Linked DNA regions of Homo sapiens: region 1 is linked to region 2. A link is a loop called in an ENCODE intact Hi-C map of the cell type or tissue named here. Cell type or tissue: heart left ventricle. All regions are shown on one strand. Links, peaks and the distances in the headings refer to the core of each region. The heading gives the core; the rest is flanking DNA. Region 1 overlaps MRPL30 (mitochondrial ribosomal protein L30). Region 2 overlaps TXNDC9 (thioredoxin domain containing 9).

The links. Peaks named below come from ENCODE experiments on the same cell type or tissue, not always from the same donor. Only the 100,000 strongest peaks of a DNase experiment are listed, where the experiment ranks them.
Region 1: a loop joins it to region 2, with 2.9 times the contacts of the local background. A loop is called at or near these places in 77 of 110 quality-filtered maps.

Annotation. Positions count from the first base shown.
Region 1 is chr2:99,192,402-99,197,787 of GRCh38, forward strand. It overlaps MRPL30 (mitochondrial ribosomal protein L30), which reads left to right. Exons shown (of 6, transcript NM_145212.4): 4 at 2,350-2,496; 5 at 2,715-2,788; 6 at 3,172-5,386. The coding sequence ends at 3,304. Among named protein-coding and RNA genes, the nearest start is that of MRPL30, 14 kb to the left of the region's middle. In heart left ventricle, for the core only: no CTCF peak of the experiment used is centred there; no DNase peak of the experiment used is centred there.
Region 2 is chr2:99,322,136-99,327,521 of GRCh38, forward strand. It overlaps TXNDC9 (thioredoxin domain containing 9), which reads right to left. Exons shown (of 5, transcript NM_005783.4): 4 at 1-74. Among named protein-coding and RNA genes, the nearest start is that of TXNDC9, 12 kb to the right of the region's middle. In heart left ventricle, for the core only: no CTCF peak of the experiment used is centred there; no DNase peak of the experiment used is centred there; H3K27ac peaks cover 206 bases.

The DNA.
Region 1 (5,386 bases), core at 139-5,138, 130 kb before region 2:
TTTGTCCTAATGGTCTCCCTTTGCCCCCGACTCCCCGTGTGTTCTCATTGCTCAACTCCCACTTATGAGTGAGAACATGCGGTATTTGGTTTTCTGTTCCTGTATTAGTTTGCTGAGGATGATGGCATCCAGCTTCATCCATGTCCCTGCAAAGGACATGACATCATTCCTTTTTATGGCTGCATAGTATTCCATGGTGTATATGTACCACATTTTCTTTATCCAGTCTATCATTGATGGGCATTTGGGTTGGTTCCATGTCTTTGCTATTGTAAGTACTGCTTCAATAAACATACATGTGCATGTGTCTTTATAGTAGAATGATTTATATTCCTTTGGGTATATACCCAGTAATGGGATTGCTGAGTCCAATGGTATTTCTGGTTCTAGATCCTTGAGGAATCACCACACTGTCTTCCACAATGGTTGAACTAATTTACATTCCCACCAATAGTGCAAAACCATAAAAACCTCAGAAGAAAACCTAGGCAATACCATTCAGGACATAGGCATGGGCAAAGCCTTCATGACTAAAACACCAAAAGCAATTGCAACAAAAGCCAAAATTGACAAATGGGATCTAATTAAACTAAAGAGCTTCTGCACAGCAAAAGAAACTCGCATCAGAGTGAGCAGGCAACCTACAGAATGGGAGAAAAATTTTGCAATCTACCCATCTGACAAAGGTCTAATATCCAGAATCTACAAGGAACTTAAATTTACAAGAAAAAAACAAACAATCCCATCAAAAAGTGGGCAAAGGAAATGAACAGACACTTCTCAAAAGAAGATATTTATGTGGCCAAGAAACATATGAAAAAAAGCTCATCATCACTGATCATTAGAGAAATGCAAATCAAAACCACAATGAGATACTACCTCATGCCAGTCAGAGTGACGATTATTAAAAAGTCAAGAAACAATAGATGCTGGCAAGGCTGTGGAGAAATAAGAACGCTTTTACACTGTTTACATTTCTACAAAACTGTTTTTAATCATGAATGATATTCTTTTTTATTAAAATACCATCTTTTTGGGGGTCAATTTTTTTTCTAAATCTGCTTCCCCAGAGCTATGACTCTTGATCTAATGTCTTTGAGACCTTTATATATATTTTATATGAGTCTTAGAAACAGTATTTATAGAATATATCACATATGCACACTCATGTATTTGGTACAGATGATGCACATAACAGCTTACAACACATAATTGTGTGGACATTTCTTTTTGGTTTTTGGCTCAAGAATATATTATGGCCATCATTCAATGTGAAGACCTGCAAAGATAGTAAACCTCATTCATTTTAATGGTAGTATTGTATCCTATAGGATACATCAGAATTTGTGTATTTGCGCCAGGCGTGGTGGTTCACACCTGTAATCCTAGCACTTTGGGAGGCCAAGGCGGGCGGATCACAAGGTCAGGAGTTCGAGACCAGCCTGGCCAACATGGTGAGACCCCCATCTCTACCAAAAATAGAAAAATTAGCTGGGCACGGTGGTGTGCGCCTGTAATCCCAGCTACTCGTGAGGCTGAAGCAAGAGAATCGCTTGAACCTTGGGGGCAGAGGTTGCAGTGAGCCAAGATCGTGCCATTGCACTCCAGCCTGGGCGATAGAGCAAGACTCCATCTCAAAAAAAAAAAAAAAGAATTTGTGTATTTGTATCATTTTACTTAGTTTTATTATTAATCATTTTATTTAGAATGGATGCATCATAATGTAGTTATCATGGTGAGGAACACGGGTTGCCTTTAAACTTTTCAGTGTTACACATAGTGTTAGAATACACATCCTTATTCGGTATATTTTGTATACTTAGAGGAGTGTTTCTGTGGGATAGTTTCTTAGAACCTTTTGATTCTTAGATAATTAATTCAAGTATTAGCTCTGTGGAGCTGTTTCTGATCGCTCATAGGCAGAGTTCATTAGTCATTTGCCTGTATTCTCATAATACTTTGTAGATTCTTTTTATAATACTTATGTTTTATTTTCATTTTTAATTTACATGTTTGTTTTCCCACTTGATAGTCAGCTCTTCACCTGAGAATAGGGAGGGAAGAGGATGCAGCCCAGTGCCCAGCTCATAGCAGTGCTTACAGATTCTCCTGACATTTAAATTATTTAGTGTTGTCTGGTTGCTCCTGCTTTGTTCTACAGGTTAAACTCCATCTATCTGCATAATCAGATTGATAGAAATGTTCAATCTGAGGTTGAGGATTACATGATGATTAAGGATGAGGTAATTATGTAGTTGTGTATGTGTGTGTGTCTTTTAAGAAAAAATGGGAGGTACACAGAAACTGTGTAAGTTGGAAATTTACCATTTATAATTCTTTCCTTTCTAGGTGTTTCAGGCCTCACCTGAAGATCATGAAAAATACGGTGGGGATCCACAGAACCCTCATAAACTGCATATTGTTACCAGAATAAAAAGTACAAGAAGACGTCCATATTGGGAAAAAGATATAATAAAGATGCTTGGATTAGAAAAAGTATGCAATTATTTTAATCATCTTTAGTGTTGTTTACATTGCTTTAAATTTTATACTTTTAAAACTTTGCGGTATACATTTATTATTTATTTTGTATTACTTAGGGTAATTTATTTATAAATTTGGCTTAGAATGAACCTTCAATTTAACATTTTACTGAAACATGGAACTATCTGCTTTTCAGATTGATAACGTTGCTTTGTTGTTGTTGTTCACAGGCACATACCCCTCAAGTTCACAAGAATATCCCTTCAGTGAATGCAAAATTGAAAGTAGTTAAGCATTTGATAAGGTTTGTTGTTTCTTCTCAGCTCTTTTTAAAATGTATTGCCTAGTGTAATTCTAAATGCATTTTTCTTTTTTCGTTAATGTTCTGAAAAAAACTTTTTAAAAAACTAAAATTTTATTTTGTTTTTTTTTAATTGACACATAATAATTGTACATATTTATGGGGTACATAGTGACGTTTCAATATATATAAAGTATAGTGATCCGATCAGGGTAATTGGCATATCCATCATCTCAGACATTTACCATTTCTTCATGTTGGGAACATTCAACATCCTCCTCCTAGCTATTTGAAACTATGTGTTATTGTTAACTGTAGTTATCCTGCGGGGATATAGAACGCTAGAACGTATTCCTCCTATCTAAACGCATTTTCTTGTGTCACAGAATCAAGCCCTTGAAGTTGCCACAAGGACTTCCAGCAGAGGAGAACATGTCTAACACGTGCCTCAAAAGCACTGGGGAGTTAGTAGTGCAGTGGCATCTGAAACCTGTGGAGCAGAAAGCACATGAGTCCTAATGCCCCAGCAGCTTCCGATTGGAAAATGCAAATTGTTTTTATTTAAAGATGGTGAGAAAGTGTTTTCATTAAAATATGTTTTCAAAACCATTTTCAGGCCGGGCACGGTGGCTCACCTGTAATCCCAGCACTTTGGGAGGCCAAGGCGGGCAGATCACCTGAGGTCAAGAGTTCGAGACCAGCCTGACCAACATGGAGAAACCCCCATCTCTACTGAAAATACAGAATTAGCCAGGCATGGTGGCACATGCCTGTAACCCAGCTACTCGGGAGGCTGAAGCAGGAGAATCACTTGAACCCGGGAGGCAGAGGTTGCAGTGAGCTGAGATGGTGCCACTGTACTCCAGCCTGGGTGATAGGATGAGACTCCATCTCAGGGGAAAAAAAAAAATTTTTTTTTCACTGACTAAACCTGCTGCAGCTCTCTTTTACTACAGACTTGGAGATTTTAGTTTAATTTGGTTTAATTCTCTGTCCTTTCCCTTTCACTGTTTCACTCCAAAACATGTAAGAATGGCAATGTTTGAACATCTGCGTTTGGGTCTACTGCCACCTTAGCAAGCCTCATTAACCATTTTATAAAAATTGCGTTAGTATTGTTGTTGTTGTTTTTGAGACAGGGTCTTGCTCTGTCACCCAAGCTGGAATACAGTGGCATGATTTCAGTTCACTGCAGCCTCGACCTCCCAGGCTCAAGTGATCCTCCCACCTCAGCCTCCAGAGTAGCTAGGACTACAGGCAGTGTGCCACCACATCCAGCTAATTTTTTAAAGTTTTTTCATAGAGACAGGGACTCACTATGTTGTCCAAGCTGGTCTCAAACTCCTGGGTTCAAGCCATCCTCCCACCTCAGCCTCCCAAAATGCTGGGATTACAGGCATGAGCCACTGTACCCAGCCAAAATTGTTTTCTTTTTTAAGTGAATTCAACAATTTCTGTGAGTGGCTCTTTGCATGAACACTGTGCAAGGTGTTGGAGAAATCCAAAGCTGACCAAAACATGGTCCCCACCTTTTGGAGCTTACAGTCTGTTCTGGGGAACAGAGATTCAGCCAAAGTCAAGAAACACTGGATGCCAGCTAGATTATCTGTTCTGTGCTTTGGTGTCTATAAGTACATATGTGGATATGGGTTCATTTTATCCCTAAACTTAGTACCAAACCAGCATTTAATATCTAATTATAAATCTAATTTGGCCTAAACTTTATTATTGCACACTGCCTGAACAAAACCTATTTGTCTCTATGTAAATTTTTTCCTCATGGAACAAGGGTGTGAAATGAAAATATTTTAGGATTTATTCAAAAACAGACTATTCTGTTTTCAGCTTCAGAATTGTTCTTTGAATCCTAAGGAACCTCTGTCAACAGTTGAGGTTGCTGTTGAAAAGAAAGAAGAAGGAGGCGGAAATCTCTCAGGGAGAATTATTTCCTTTCTTTTCTATTTTAGATACCTGGAGGGGTGGGGAGAAGTAAGAATTGTAAGGGAGGTTCAGTAGTGGGGAATTCTGTGACAGCTGATTGAAGATGATGATGAAGAACCTCTGCATTCTAGTTACCCTTTGCTTCCCTTCACCTCTTGTAAAATTTGGCTTGGCAACAATGACATTGTCATGCTTATTGTCCCAATATCCATCCTGTCGTAGATCTTAATGTTTTTGATCGTTGCGTTAAAGTGGAAGTGCCACCCACAGTGAAACCAGATCCCATTAATAAATAAGCTTAAAGGCAACTGCAGTTTTAATTCCATAGTTATTGAATATCCAGTGTGTGTAAGGCCTGGAGGGGAGCCAAAGGACACTAACTTCTAAGAGCTCCGTCTAGTTGGAGAGAAACCTGTGTGCCACAACATACAGTGTCCTTGCTTATGTGGGGTCGAAGACATCTGTGAAAATAAAAGCAGCCTCTGCTAATTTAGCGCCATCTCTTTTACTGTGCTAATTTTTTTTTCTTTAGAGACAGGGTCTCACTCTGTCGCCCAGCCTGGAGGGCAGTGGTGTGATCGTAGCTCACTATTACCTCCAACTCTTGGGCTCAAGTGATCCTCCCACCTCAGCCTCCTGAGCAGCTAGGACTACAGATAC
Region 2 (5,386 bases), core at 168-5,167:
CATTCAGCTTCAAAAATTTGGTCTCGAGGTGTTTCTTGGACAATATTGCCAGATGTCTGTCTAGTATTTTACACCTGTAAGTGACCACACATAGAAAATTATAAGCTAAAACCACAGATCGCTTTTTTCAAAATAAATATCATCAAGGGAAATCTAATTATGTAGTTTTTCTGTTGACTCTCATAACATGGCAGCCAACTTAAACTTGTGTCAGATGACCTCACTTCCAGATCAGAGGTTAGCTGCCTGATTACGAGATGGGAAAACAGCCTATAAGATTCTAGAAAGTCAGATTTGCATTAATGATATTCTCTTTTAAAATATTAAATATATGCTTTAAGTCATAAAGGAAGTTGTCCTATCTCCTACACAGGAAACTTGAAGAGGAACAAACTGAAACTTGACAAAACTCGGAAGAGACTTACAAGAATCAGAAGTGCACACATGGTGCCATATTTGGAAGTCATGAAGAAAAACTGAACAGCATTACCGAGGAAAAACTTCTTACTCCTAAATATGCAACGCTGTCAGTAAGAAGCACATTAAGGCTAAGGGTTACTAATAATATTTAAATAAATGTGGCCATTATGCTTCTAGGAAATTAAAAAATACCAGTAGTAACTTTTTTATTTTTTATTTTTTTGGAGGTGGCGTATTGCCCTGTCCCCCAGGCTGGAGTGCAGTGGCACAAGCTCGGCTCACTGCAAGCTCCGCCTCCCTGGTTCATGCCATTCTCCTGCCTCAGCCTCCCAAGTAGCTGGGACTACAGGCGCCTGCCACCATGCCCGGCTAATTTTTTGTATTTTTAGTAGAGACGGGGTTTCACTGTGTTAGCCAGGATGGTCTTGATCTCCTGACCTTGTGATCCGCCTGCCTCGGCCTCCCGAAGTGCTAGGATTACAAGCGTGAGCCACTGCACCCAGCCTACCAGTAGTAACTTTTATTAAGCCATCTTCCAATGAAGACGGAAACAGAAGTGAGATTTTCTTGGCCAGGTGCGGTGGCTCACATCTGTAATCTTGGCACTTTGGGAGGCTGAGGCAGGCGGATCACTTGAAGTCAGTAGTTTGAGACCAGCTTAGCCAACACGGTGAAACCCTGTCTCTACTAAAAATACAAAAATTAGCTGGGTGTGGTGGTGCATGCCTGTAGTCCCAGCTACTTGGGAGGCTGAGGCAGGAGAATCACTTGAACCTGGGAGGTGGAGGCTGCAGTGAGCCGAAACTGTGCCGTTGTACTCCAACCTGGGCAACATAGTGAGACTCCATCTCAACAAACAAAAAAAGTGACATCTTCTTTACATTAAAATTTATTTTCTGGCCTGATGCAGTGGCTCACGCCTGTAATCCCAACACTTTGGGAGGCTGAGGCGGGCAGATCACTTGAGGCCAAGAGTTCAAGACCAGCCTGGTCAATATGGTGAAACCCCATCTCTACTAAAAATACAAAAATTAGCTGGGCGTCATGATGGGCACCTGAAATCCCAGCTACACAGGAGGCTGAGGCACGAGAATCACTTGAACCTGGGAGGTGGGGGTTACAGTGAGCTAAGATTACACCACTGCACTCCAGGCTAGGCGACAGAGTAAGACTCTGTCTCAAAAAATTCATTTTCAACTGGCCAATTCACGAGTGTTTCTAAAACAGACTATTGTAACAATCTTTTAGACCGGTGGTTCTTAACCCCAGGTGTTCATTATGATCAACTTTTATTTATTCATCTTTTTTGAGTTGGACTCTCACTCTGTCACCCAGGCTGCAGTGCAGTGGCGCGATCTCGGCTCACTGTAATCTCTGCCTCCTGGGTTCAATCGATTCTCCTTCCTCAGCCTCCCGAGTAGCTGGGATTACAGGCACCTGCCACCACGCCCGGCTAATTTTTGTATTTTTAGTAGCGATGGGGTTTCACCATGTTGACTAGGCTGGTCTTGAACTGCTGACCTCAAGCAATCCACCTGCCTCAGCCTCCCAAAGTGCTGGGATTAGAGGTGTGAGCTACCACACCCAGCCTGCCGTCAACTTTTAAAATATCCAGATGAATCAAAATTCTCTGGCAGTGGAGTTGGGAAACATACAGCTGTTCTTATGCTCAAATAAAGCTTGAGAACTACCTCTAGATGACTCACACACAAAATACTTCATGGTTATTTTTACCAGTAAGCTTTTTGTGCACTTGATGTAGTTTTTCCTGAACTAAGTTTGGCTCTAACATAAGTTATGTGTAACCTTGGTGCCTCATCACTTTTTCCCCGGATATGTTTTTTCATATGTTACTCATGTAGTTCAGTAACGAGATTTCAGTGAAAAATGGTAAGAGAGAACAAATTAATAAATGGTTTTTAAATAAAGCTCAAAACAAATGATAAATCAACCTTTATATGAGAAATATGTTCCTGAAAATTTGTAAATAAATCAACTCCATACTTTAACTGCAGTAAGGAACGTATTTTTTTTTTGAGATGGAGTCTCGCTCTGTCGCCCAGGCTAGAGTGCAGTGGCACGACCTCTGCTCACTGCAACCTCCACCTCCTGGGTTCAAGCAATTCTCCTGGCTCAGCCTCCTAAGAAGCTAGGATTACAGGCACCCGCACCATTGCCTGGCTAATTTTAATTTGTATTTAAAGAGCAAGACAGAGTGTCTTGCTCTGTTGCCAGGCTGGAGTGCAGTGGCACGATCTCAGCTCAATGCAACCTCCGCCTCCCAGGTTCAAGCAATTCCCCTGCCTCAGCCTCCTGCACAACTGGGACTACAGGCACGAGCCACCATGCCCAGCTAACTTTTTGTATTTTAGTAGAGATGGGTTTTCACCATGTTGGCCAGGATGGCCTTGATCTCCTGACCTCATGATCCACCTGCCTCAGCCTCCCAAAGTACTGGGATTACAGGCATGAGCCATGGCGCCCAACCCGTCAATCAATTTTTAAAAATCCAAAACAACAGTCATGGTATAAATAGCTATAGGCCTTTACGTATGTTTAAAAATAACTAAAAGAGCATAATTAGATTGTTTATAACACAAAGGATAAAAGCTTGAGGTGATGGATATTCCATTTACCCTGATGTGATTATTAAACACTGCATGCCTGTGTTAAAATATCTCATGTACCCCATATTTACCTACTACTACCCACAAAAGTTAAAAATTAAAAAAATAGCAATAGGCTTAAAACATGGGTTCCAATCTCTCTCTTTTTTTTATCATTTAGTATCTGAGTGATACTAGGTGAGTCAATTTCTCCAAATCTTGGTTTCCATACATGAAATACAGGAATAATAATAAGTGCCTCTGAAGATTATTGTGAATGTTCTAGGGATAATATACATGAAAGCATCCTGCCTACTATGTGCTAGGAACTTTGCTAATATATAAAGTTCACTGGATGATTTTGATTTTTCAGTTCTGTTTGAAGGTGAGTACTCCTGGTGATGCACTGTTTATACACCATCAAATGTATTTATTGACCACCTACTATGCGTCAGGCAGTTGCTTTAGGGCTATGATCCCAGAGAACAGTAGGTCACAATACAGGCAAATGCGCTGCCTCTACAAAACGAACAATCTAGTTGGGAAAGACATAAAAAAAACAAGTGAGGCCGGGTGCCGTGGCTCATACTTGTAATCCCAACACTTTGGGAGGCCAAGGTGGGTGGTTCACCTGAGGTCAAGAGTTTGAGACCAGCCTGGCCAATCTGGAGAAACCCTGTCTCTACTAAAAAGACAAAAGTTAGCCGGGTGTAGTGGTGGGTGACTGTAGCCCTGGCTACTCGGGAGGCTGAGGCAGGAGAATCACTTGAACCCGGGAGGTGGAGGTTGGAGTGAGCCAAGATCCTGCCATTGCACTCTAGCCTGGGTGACAGTGTAAGACTCTGTCTCAAAAACAAAAAAAAACAACAAAAAAAAAACAAGTGGACAAATAATATTTTACATACTAGTATATTTATATATCACCTCATCATATTTGTCAGAGGTTGGCAACTTGAGGAATGTGTGCCAATGCGAGATGGTTGTGTACCATAAGGGCAGAGGTTTCTCTGATACCTTTCTACCTGCCTAATCCCTTCTCTCACTGTTCCTCACAAGGGATTTCACCATCTCAATATTTTGTTTCATTTTTATTCTCTTAGTCAATGAATACCAGGCAATCAATTCTTGAAAGGTGTTAACTAACAATGAAGCTGTTGGGTTGTGAGATCAAGACAAAGGGGCAAGAAGGCCACAGAAATGAGAAAGAGAGCAGGGCTGAAACCACAGTGAGTGCCAGAGACTCTAGAGCACAGTGCTTGTCTGTCCTGGGTAGGCAGGTGCCAGTCAGCAGATGACTGCCATCATAGTTCCAGCTATGCTATTAGCAAGTTTTCTGATTTTTTAAAGAAAAATTCTAAGTGTGGATATTTTCAAAAGGAGTTATCTCTCGATTTTTAAGTGTTGGCAACTAATCAAATCTGTGCACAAAAAACCACAAAGGCTTGGGTCCTTTGGTTTACGATGTGACCTCTTCTGAGGAGGTATTAACATTTTATAAGAGATCTGCTTCCTTAGAGAAATTTGGAGACCTAGGGTGGTCTAAGAAAAATCACTTCTCCTTCTAGCCAAGACTGGCAGTCCCAACTCTGCTCTGGTGAAAGGTTTGGCCAAGCCACCATCTCCCCACCACAGTTGCTAGTTCCTTCAAGGAGGAACTGAAGGAACACTGACTCTCAACAGCTGTTGCCCGTTCCCAATATCATGGCTACATCACAATACTAGAGGGAAATAATTACTGTCATGGTGATAAGAATTTTAAGTGTACATTTCTAAGATGTTTTTAGTTAGCTAGTGAAAATACAATTCAAAAATATAAGCCATTTATATGGGAATATTGACTTTCAGTAATATTCATTTATACTTTTGCATGTAACTGTTCTTTAAGTTACTCTTTAAAATAACAATTAACTTTTTTTTTCTTTCTTTTTTGAGATGGAGTCTCACTCTATCGCTCGAGCTGAAGTGCAGTGTCGCGATCTCCGCTCACTGCAACCTCTGTCTCCTGGGTTCAAGCAATTCTCCCACCTCAGCCTCCCCAGTAGCTGAGACTACAGGTACCTGCCACCACACCCGGCTAATTTTGTAGTTTTAGTAGAGGCAGGGTTTCGCCATGTTGGCCAGGCTGGTCTTGAACTCCTGACCTCAAGTGATCCACCCCCCACTTGGCCTCCCAAAGTGCTGAGATTGCAGGCTTGAGTCACTGGGCCCCTGCCTGCTTAACTTAATACTAAATAACATATGAGAGAGTACAATGAAACAACTTAGGAAGTTTTTTCTTTTAGTTTTCTTCATTTCTCTAGTAAGCCAGTATATCTCCAGCCAAACAATTCACTGTGTTTTTTTAGAAAAAGTCACAGATG